Linked DNA regions of Homo sapiens: region 2 is linked to region 1. A link is an interaction called in ENCODE POLR2A ChIA-PET data of the cell type or tissue named here. Cell type or tissue: GM12878. All regions are shown on one strand.

Evidence for each region. Peaks named below come from ENCODE experiments on the same cell type or tissue, not always from the same donor. Only the 100,000 strongest peaks of a DNase experiment are listed, where the experiment ranks them.
Region 2: POLR2A ChIA-PET joins it to region 1 with 5 read pairs; 2 of 35 experiments call an interaction of 5 or more read pairs at or near these places.

Annotation. Positions count from the first base shown.
Region 1 is chr2:62,212,320-62,217,319 of GRCh38, reverse strand. All of the region lies in intron 1 of B3GNT2 (UDP-GlcNAc:betaGal beta-1,3-N-acetylglucosaminyltransferase 2), which reads right to left. Among named protein-coding and RNA genes, the nearest start is that of MIR5192, 9.0 kb to the right of the region's middle. RefSeq lists an enhancer at 1,327-1,826. In GM12878, no CTCF peak of the experiment used is centred here; no DNase peak of the experiment used is centred here; H3K27ac peaks cover 365 bases.
Region 2 is chr2:61,864,560-61,869,559 of GRCh38, reverse strand. CCT4 (chaperonin containing TCP1 subunit 4) reads left to right here. Exons shown (of 14, transcript NM_006430.4): 13 at 7-120; 14 at 854-1,475. The coding sequence ends at 868. Among named protein-coding and RNA genes, the nearest start is that of FAM161A, 13 kb to the right of the region's middle. In GM12878, no CTCF peak of the experiment used is centred here; no DNase peak of the experiment used is centred here.

The sequences.
Region 1 (5,000 bases):
GCCAGGACTCAAACCCAGGCAATGATAGCTCCAGAGTGCGAGTTTTCAACCATCACACAATCACGGAAGCAAACGCTGCTGCGTATGGTTATGACCGCAGGAACTGAAGGGATTTGTGTCTAATTTTCCATGGTTAATCTTCTTAAAGTAACTTTTTAAAAGCTCTGTATTTATACATTTTCACCCACAAAACTACGAGTCAACCATCAGATATGGGAGGCAGTGTACTATCTTAAGTAACATTAGTGACTCTACAGGCTAGGCTCTGGGCAAAATGCAGCCCCCACTCATCTCTCCCCTAAAAGAAAATGAGAAAAAATGAGGCTTTGAGAGTCCCAGGTTCCCAGCCAGCAAGTGATGGAGTCAGGGCTTGCGCCCAGGCCTTCTAGTTCTAGTTTCTTCTACACATTGTACTGGAACATGGGAAAGATTACCAAGCTGTGAAAACAGACAGTGACTCACGTGGACTTTATGACCCCGGGGAAGCCAATTTCTCAAGACCTTAGTTTCTTAGCTAAGAGGCTGTTTTTAATTTTTTTTTCTCCCATGCAAAACCATGGTTTTCAAGGGCGCCCATTTTCCTACTGTCCCACCGTTCTATTAATCGGAAGCTATGGGCTGGGTGCCATGGCTCACGCCTGTAACCCCAACACTTTAGGAAGCCAGGGTGAGAGGATTGCTTGAGCCCAGGAGTTCGAGACCAACCTGGGCAACATAGCGAGACCCCATGTCTACATTAAAAAAAAATTAGCTGGGTGTAGTGGCATGCACCTGTGGTCCCAGCCACTCAGGAGGCTGAGGTGGGAGGGCTGCTTGAACCCAGAAGATCCAGGCAGCAGTGAGCTGAGATTGTACCACCGTACTCCAGGCTGAGTGACAGAGTGAGACCCTATCTCTTTAAAAAAAACAAAAAAAAAGAAAAATCAGAAGCTATGATCCCTCCTCCCCCAGGCCTCCCTCCCACCCATCCACATGAGATGACCTTCAGCTGGTTTCACTCTGACCAAAGCAAAGGTCTTCAATACCTACTTAGCCCACACAGGCTGTTTTCCTTAGGACTCAAATACTGAAACAATTCCAACGTTTCACTCATGGACACTAGACTGGGAATCCCTGAACCCAATGACCCTAAAAAGGTTCCCTTCAATTCTGAGAGCCCTGTAGCACTGAAGCAAAACTGCTGGCCAGAAAACATTTGAATGTGGCCACCAACAGCCATGAGGACTCTCTCCCAGAACTCAGGCAGGGTCTGACTCCCCCGCCATGGGCTCAGGCAAGCTAAAAAGATGCCCGACAGTAACTAGCCAGGGACAGAACGAGCAATACGTACAAGCCAGACCCAAGACCTGTGCCAAGGCTGCCCTGCACTTTCTCCTACTACCAAGATTAAGGATGAAAGAAAAGCAAGGCCTCCTTGTAACCGTGAAATAAAATGACCAGTCACCCCCACCCACTCAGGCTGAGAGAAAGGGGCTGGAAATCCAAGCTTCTGACTAAACCCCAGGAGTGTCAGAGCTAGCAGCCTCCATCTCTAGAGGGCATCCTGGTTCCTGTTCACTTTCCTGCTCCAACAGGACACACAAATCCTCAGAAAGAGCCCAAGCCCCCTGCCATATCACGAGGCCAGAGGAGCACGTTCACTCTGCCCTTTCCCTCCCCACCACCTCCGGGAGTCTGGCAAGAGTGGTTTACCTAAGTCCTCACCTCTCTGGCTGTCCCATCTGTTGCCTAGTCCTTGCCAGCCCCTTCCAGGTTCTGCTCGGATAAACAGAGACAGAGACAGTTTGCAGCTAAATGGCTCTAGGGGAGAGAATAGCTCCCAGCACTGCTGGCAGATGGTGGAGTGATAAGGGTGTGAGTGGAGCAGCTCAGTGGGACCAGAAGAGCTGGGCCACACCTACAGCTTGTTCCTTGATTGCGGAAAGAGGCCTGGCCTGGGTTTTCACCGGGGCAAGGGAGCCTCAGGACTCCCTGGACTCCCTCACCAAGAGGCTGGCACTCAGCTAAGATGATGGTCTACCTCTGCTCTCCAGTCTGTAAGTCACAGAACTATTGTCAGCTAGATTTAAGGAATTTGGTTCCCAGCCATTACTTTTAGCCTTCATGTTCAAATTAAAAGGGAAACGTATTTATAATGAATCTACTCACCTACACAGTCCCACAGGCAACATTATAGATCAAAGCATCTGGCAGGACATATTCTGGCCCCCACTGATTACAACCCCCCGAAAGCCCAGTGTGGCCGATTTTCTCAAATGATATTCATCATTTCAAATCAAATTAGCCACTAGAAGTATTCTTCAAATAAACACATACAGAACCTTTGAGGAAAAGAGGAGAAGGGAATTAACCCTCCCAGAGGCCATTCTGCCCTGCCTTTAGTAAACTAAAGAGGGTTTTAGGTCTAGGTGGAAAGATTATGCAATTTAAAAATAAGGGTAGCAGACGTTTGAGGATGGAGATGTCCCAGATCCATTTTCAGACTGGAAAACCAGTTTGGCATCTGGAGTGACAGGACCAGGATTAAATTCTGGTTATGCTACCTACTGGCTGTGTGACCTTAGGCAAGTTACCCGACCTCTCTAAGCCTCACTTTCCTCCTTTGTAAAATGGGATGATACAACCTCCAATAGCTCTTCAGGGGTCTGCCTTTTCCACCAAACCCTAAACGAAGCACATTTCTCAAAGTTCCGTCCTTCACTGCCTCTTTAGTAGTCTTCTCTCTACAAACTCCTCCATTCAATGCCATGAGCATCACCTCCAAAAGGAGGGTTCATGGGTCAACAAACTAACTCCAGATATTAGCTTCCACATGCCTTGCAGAGTCCCTCTTCCTCGGGCCTCTGTGTGCAATGGATCAAGTTCTCAGGCACCTGGTGAAAACCCCACATTACCTTGAGTTGCTTCCTGCTCTGCGCATTCAGCCAGGAGCCAGGTGCTTCTATTACGCCACTGGTAGCTCCCTCCTCATCTCTCCTCTATTCCAGAGCCTGCAATAGCCTACAGCCTCCTTTCCCACTATGTTCCCAAATATGTCTTATTTCCCAAGTCTTCAGTCCCCTGGACACACCCTCCCTGCTCATGCTGTTCCCACAGTTCCCCCAGACCACCACCAATATGCTACTGTTCCCTCAGAGCCTAACTCTAGCTATGTGTCTGTTGTTTTCTAGAACTCCTTTCTTCTCCATTCCCAGAGGTTGAACTCAGGGTTTCATCACTTCTTTCTCTTAGAGATTTCCTGCCCAAGGGTATGCCCCAGCCTAAACACCAGCCTCATTGCCCAGGAGTCAGGGTATCTGCTCCTGATCAGGATGCCTCTGCCTGGGAACCCTCCGCAGTCAAGGTCTTCACACTGCACCACCATTACACTCCAGCACGTGGTACCTGAGACTTACCCAGCATTTGCTAAAGGAACAGATACTTTGGTCATCTGGACAAGTTTACTGAACACAGTGTTCAGTAGAAACCAGATTATATATATATATACACCCTTTCTCCTAAGAGATGACAATGGAAAAATCACATGTGTGCTGAATTACAGACATGTTTATAGAAAACTGTCTCACTTATTAAGAACTAAAGGGTAACAGAAAAATTTAAATAACTTGCTAGACTTAGGGGAGATAAGAATTTCAGCAGTGCTGACTCCATGTTAGACGTGAGGGTGGGGGCAAGATCTGAAGAGGTAAACTGGGGTGAGAAGTACAGCCGCCCCCTCATTTCCCACAGTCAGCCCCAGACCACCAAAGGCAGCAGACTCATGGGTGTGCAGGTGTGTGGGATTGAGCAGTGCTTCCAGGTGAGGGTGCCATCTTCTTCCGCAGCAGACCCATTATCCCTCCTGCACCCTTATCCCAAAATGGGGCATCTCTACCTCCTTTCTGGAGAGGGATGGACCTCCAGCAATTGTAACCTACAAGGCCATGACAGTCATGGGAAGCATATCTAGAGGAAGATCCTTAGTACAGATTTGCAACCTGGGGGCATCTACTTACCTAAGGTGGGACAATCATTTTTTGTTTTTGAGACAGGGTCTCCGCTGTCGCCCAGGCTAGACTACAGTTGCCTGATCACTGCAGCCTCAACCTCCCAGGCCCAAGCGATCCTTCCACCTCAGCCTCTCGAGCAGCTGGGATGTGCCACCACACCCAACTAATTTTTTAAATTTTTTTGTAGAGACGAGGTCTCCTCATGTTGCCCCAGCTGACAGTCATTTTAGAAAAAAAACACCGGAATGCAAGCAGTCCCTTTTTGGGGAGCTTAATGCATATTGGAAGCCCTTGGTTAAGAGCTTGTACGTGGCTTGGTAAATGCTTCCACTCCAACCTCTAGGACCTGTGTACAAGCAAGTGTACTCTGGCAGCCTCTCAGTGAGCCCTCAGAAATCTCTAAAGACTTCTCTCTGATTCATCCTTCTGCCTGCTTAGGTGAGCTGCATAGAATGTTTTTCAGTCTGGGTTCAACCAGCAGGTAGAAACCAAACAGTAATCTAAGAAAGGGAAGTTTAATACAATAAATATGACACTTGAGTAAACTATAAAGATGAAATAACAATCTAAAGGATGCCCTGGAACAGATGAAAAATATCTCCCAAAATTTGGTAGGGCAGGGGTTTTTTCTGAGTTTGTTGAAGAAAGTATAGATGGCAGAAAAACTCCTGGGTACCTAGGCCAGAGATCCCCCACAGTCACCAAGCAGCAGGGGCAACCCTCTAGGGTACAGGCAAGCAAGTCTGGGTGTAGACAGTCAAGCAGACAGAAGGAAGGAGGGGCACACACAGGGAGTCATCAGGTGCTGCTGGACCAGAGTGAAGAGGCCTCCCTCCATAGGAGCTTACCACGTCAATGTATACCCTAGGCCAGAGCAGCTTAGGGTTGTGCTGAGGACAAAGATCAGGTGGCTAGCTCACCAGATGGCCAGCACCAGGGGGGCTTGGGGTACACACATGGGGGCTGAGAGGCTGTAGGAAGCAATGATCTGGGTTGGATAAGGACCACCCA
Region 2 (5,000 bases), 350 kb after region 1:
TTGCAGGGTGGTATTTCCAACATTTTGGAGGAACTGGTTGTCCAGCCTCTGTTGGTATCAGTCAGTGCTCTGACTCTTGCAACTGAAACTGTTCGGAGCATTCTGAAAATAGATGATGTGGTAAGTGTTTCCAGGTTGCAAATTTTCTTAGGAGGTCAAAAAGGCATATATTTTTTAAAGGTTTTTTGTTGTTGTTGTTGTTTGGTTGGTTGGTTGGTTTTTTTGAGACAAAGTTTTGCTCTGTTGCCCAGGCTGGAGCACAGTAGCACAGTCTCGGCTCACTGCAACCTCTGCCTCTGGGGTTCAAGTGATTCTCCTGTCTCATCCTCCTGAGTAGCTGGGATTACAGGTGTGAGCCACCACACCTGGCCATTGTTTTTTTAAAAGTTTTTACTTTTTTTTTTTTTTTTTTTTTTCTGAGACGAAGTCTTGCTCTGTTGCCCAGGCTGGAGTGCAGTGGCATGATCTCGGCTCATTGCAACCTCCGCCTCCTGGGTTCAAGCGATTCTCTTGCCTCAGTCTCCCACCTCCCAAGTAGCTGGGATTACAGGCATGTGCCACCACACCCAGCTAATTTTTGTATTTTTAGTAGAGACGGGGTTTCACCATGTTGGTCAGGCTGGTCTCGAACTTCTTACCTTGTGATCCACCTGCCTCAGCCTCCCAAAGTGCTGGGATTACAGGCATGAGCCACCGTGCCTGGCCAAGTTTTTACTTTTGATAAATATTTGCTAGTCATCAAGGTGACAGCAGTTCTTAATACAGGTTTTCCTTTTATTAATTGCCTTAAACATTTTCCAGCTTTAAAATTCTGTCATTACAGGTTTTGAAATCTAAGTTTTTCTCTTATCAGGTAAACACTCGATAATCTGGATAACTGACTAGCACCATTATGATCACCAGTATTGTGGCTGGAATGGAAGAAGATCACCTTGGTGTTCCTTGTTTGGAAGATTATTTCCTCTGAATTTCTGGGCTTGGTCTTCCAGTTGGCATTTGCCTGAAGTTGTATTGAAACAATTTAATGAAAATATTAAATATTTGGTTTCAAAAGGCAGATTTATCTTCTCCCAACATTCTGTTATTTCTGATACTTTTGAAAAACTAATAAAAACTAATAAAAGAAGCGTAAAAAGTGAGTTTACATGTTGAGGAAAAAAATGGCCCAATATGCTCATCACTGATAAATGCTCCCTGGCCTTAAAAACTACCAACATATAATATATATGCTGTCTTAAAAGTTAATGATCCAAGTGGCACCTCTCTGAACCTACTTTGGCTTGGGAGGCTGCCCAGTTAAAACAAAAATAAGTTAATGGTACAGAAAGAGAATGAAAAATGAAAGCCTCCTTTTATCCTATCATCCTAATTCCTTTTCCCAGTAATAATGACTGCTGTGTTGGATTCCTTCTGCAAATAAAAGTGTATACATATATGTAGCAAATCTTACTTAAACAAAAGGGTTTCTTAACTAATGTCTTGTTCCAGTGATTTTAAACATCTTGATTGCCACTGTCCTGATCTAAGCATCAGTGTCATCTCACCATGAAGAGTGTCAAATCTGTAACTAGTCTCTTCCCTTTAGCCACCTTCCAATCTATTTATTTCGCACATATTGAAGTCTAGTGATTTTTTTTTTTTTAGAGAAAAGCTCATCACCCAGGCTGGAGTGCAGTGGCGTGATCATAGGTCACTGCAGCCTTGAACTCCTGGACTTGAGCTAAGAATAAAGAATCCTGCTTTATTCTTTAGAATAGCTACAGCTACAGGTATGTGCCACCATCCCTATATATATATGTGTGTGTATATATATATATATATATATTTTTTTTTTTTTTTTTCAGAAATGGGATCCCACTATGTTGCCCAGGCTGGTTTTGAACTCCTGGCCTTAAACAGTCCTGCCTTGGTCTTCTAAAGCCCTGGGATTAAAGGCACTTAGTCAAGCACTCTTTTTGTAAAAGCTTTCATACCTTTGAGTAAAGGCTAGACCTTTTAAGGTCGATCAAAAGTTTGGCCTAAACAATCTGGTATTTCAGCTACCATCTCCTTGAGTATTTCACAAGGAGTTTCATGAAAGCAACTAGGCCCCTCTAGCATTGTGGAGAAAGGATTTCAGCCAAACAGTCTGAAGCTCCTTTTGTGTTCATCATGAAACTGAAATAGTTAACTAACTTGGTAAGTGTCTAATATTTTTAGATAAAGATTTCTGTATTATCTGGAATTTAGTACTTCAATTTATTCCTCACTTTGATAAGAACGTGAAATATGTTAATTCTAGCTGCCATAAAACAGTTGAATCAGGTATATCCTAAAATCATAAGTCAAAATACCTAATCCATATTTAAACATCTGTCAGTTACTCAGCACAAGATGTTTTTTTTTTCAGTGGCAGTGCCTTGCCATGTTGCTTCGGCAGGAGTGGTGGCTATTCATGTGTGAAGATCATAGCTCACTATAACTTCAAACTCCTGGGCTCAAGTTTGCCACAGCCTCCCAAGTAACTAGCACTACAGGCCTGTGCCACTGCACCCAGATAGCAGAAAGTTTTTTTTGTTTGTTTTTTTGAGACAGAGTCTCGCTCTCACCCAGGCTGGAGTGCAATGGTGCCATCTTGGCTTACCACAACCTCCGCCTCCCAGGTTTAAAGCAGTTCTGCCTCAGTCTTCCGAGTAGCTGGGATTATAGGTGCACGCTGCCACACCCGGCCAGTTTTTGTATTTTTAGTAGAGATGGGGTTTTACCGTGTTGGCCAGGCTGGTCTTGAACTCCTGACCTCGTGATCCGCACATCTCGGCTTCCCAAAGTGCTGGGATTACAGGCATGAGTCACCATGCCCAGCCAAGTGTTTTTGTTTTATGTGTTTTGACACAGGGTCTTGCTCTGTCGCCCAGGCTGGAATGCATTGGCACAACTATGGCTCACTACAGCCTCAACTTTCCAAGGCTCAAGCAGTCCTTCCACCTCAGCCTCCCTAGTAGCTGGGACTACAGGCGCACACCACCATGCCTGGCTAATTTTTGTATTTTTTTTTCACAGAGACGAGGTCTCGCTGTGTTACCCAGGCTGGCGTTTAATTCCTGGGCTCAAGCTATCCTTACCTTGGCTTCCCAAAGTGCTAGGATTACAGGCATGAGCCACCATGCCCAGCCTAACAGCACAAAGCTTTTTGTTCATAGGTTATGCCTAAATAATACAAATAGTGTGTATAGCAGCATTCTTCGAATTCTTCCAGCCGGACGTGGTTGCTCACGCTTGTAATCCCAGCACTTTGGGAGGCCGAGGCGGGTGGATCACAAGGTCAGGAGTTTGAGACCAGCCTGGCCAACATGGTGAAACCCCGTCTCTACTAAAGGTAGGAAAAAAAAAAAAGCCGGGCATAGTGGCAGGCACCTGTAATCCCAGCTACTGGGGAGGTTTCAAGAGTAGTATGAACATTGTATTACCCTCCACTTAGATTTAGCTATTAATTGACCTTTTGTTACATAGTTAGGTAACAGAAGTCATTGCAGTATGCAAAATGGAGACAACACCCAAAAACTTTAGCACAAAGGAAGCCTAATAAGTTTTACCCATGTTAAATGGTTATGAAGTACTGTATTAATACGTCCATCTCAAGAAAAAAGAAAACAATTGTAAGAAAACAGTTCTGTAATGTCCAACACCCAATCCGTGTTCAGATTTTTCTGACAATCTCTAGAGCAGGGGTGTCCAATCTTTTGGCTTCCCTGGGCCACGTTGGAAGAAGAATTCTCTTGGGCCAAACCATAAAATACACTAATACTAACAATAGCTAATGAGCTAAAAAAAAAAAAAATACATATATAAAATGTTTTAAGAAAATTTACGAATTTGTGTTGGGTCACATTCAAAGCTGTCCTGGGCTGCTTGTGGCTTGTGGGCTGCAGGTTAGACAAGCTTGCTCTAGAGTGTCTTTTTTTTTTTTTTAATTTTTTTGAGATGGAGTTTTGCTCTTGTCGCCCAGGCTGGAGTGCAATGGTGTGATCTCAGCTCACTGCAACTTCCGCCTCCCAGGTTCAAGCCATTCTCGTGCTTCGGCCTCCCTAGTAGCTGGGATTACAGGCACGTGCCACCACATCTAGCTCATTTTTGGTTTTTTGTTTTTTTTTTTTCAGTAGAGACGGGGTGTCACCATGTTGCCTAGGCTGGTCTTGAACTCCTGACCACAGTTGATCCACCTGCCTCAGCCTCCCAAAATACTGGGATTACAGGTGTGAGCCACCATGCCCAGCCTGAGCCCACACCCAGCCACCTTTTTCTTACTCAGCCTCTCAACAGATTGGATGATGCTGACCAGCACTGGGGAGGGCTATCTGCTTTATTCAGTCCACCAATTCAAATGTTAAATCTCCTTCAGAAACACCTTCACAGACACTCCCAGAAATGTTTTAACCAAATATCCCTTGGCCAGGTTGACACATTAGGCATCATAAATCTACCCACTGTCAACTTGGCCATCATATACATCTTTTTTTTTTTTTTTTTTTTTGAGACGGAGTCTCGATCTGTCACCCAGTTGAGATCCGGTGGTGCGATCTCGACTCACTGCAATTTCCGCCTCCCGGGCTCACTCCATTCTCCTGCCTCAGCCTCCCGAGTAGCTGGGACTACAGGTGCCCGCCACCATGCCCAGCTAATTTTTTGTATTTGTGGTAGAGACGAGGTTTCACCATGTTAGCCAGGATGGTCTCAAATCTCCTGACATCGTGATCCACCCGCCTCGGCCTTCCAAAGTGCTGCGATTACAGGCATGAGCCACCGCGCCCGGCCATACATCTTAAACCATACTTAAACCGTCAAATAAGGTAATAACATGGTCATAAATCCAGCTGACATGATACAACTATCCTGTGTAGGACCAAAAACACACTAACCCCTTCCTCAGAAGAAGAGTTAAAGTCACTGAGTGAAGTTTTACTCTTCTTGATGCCCCATAACCAAAATACTGTAATACAAAAAATACACCTTACATTATTACA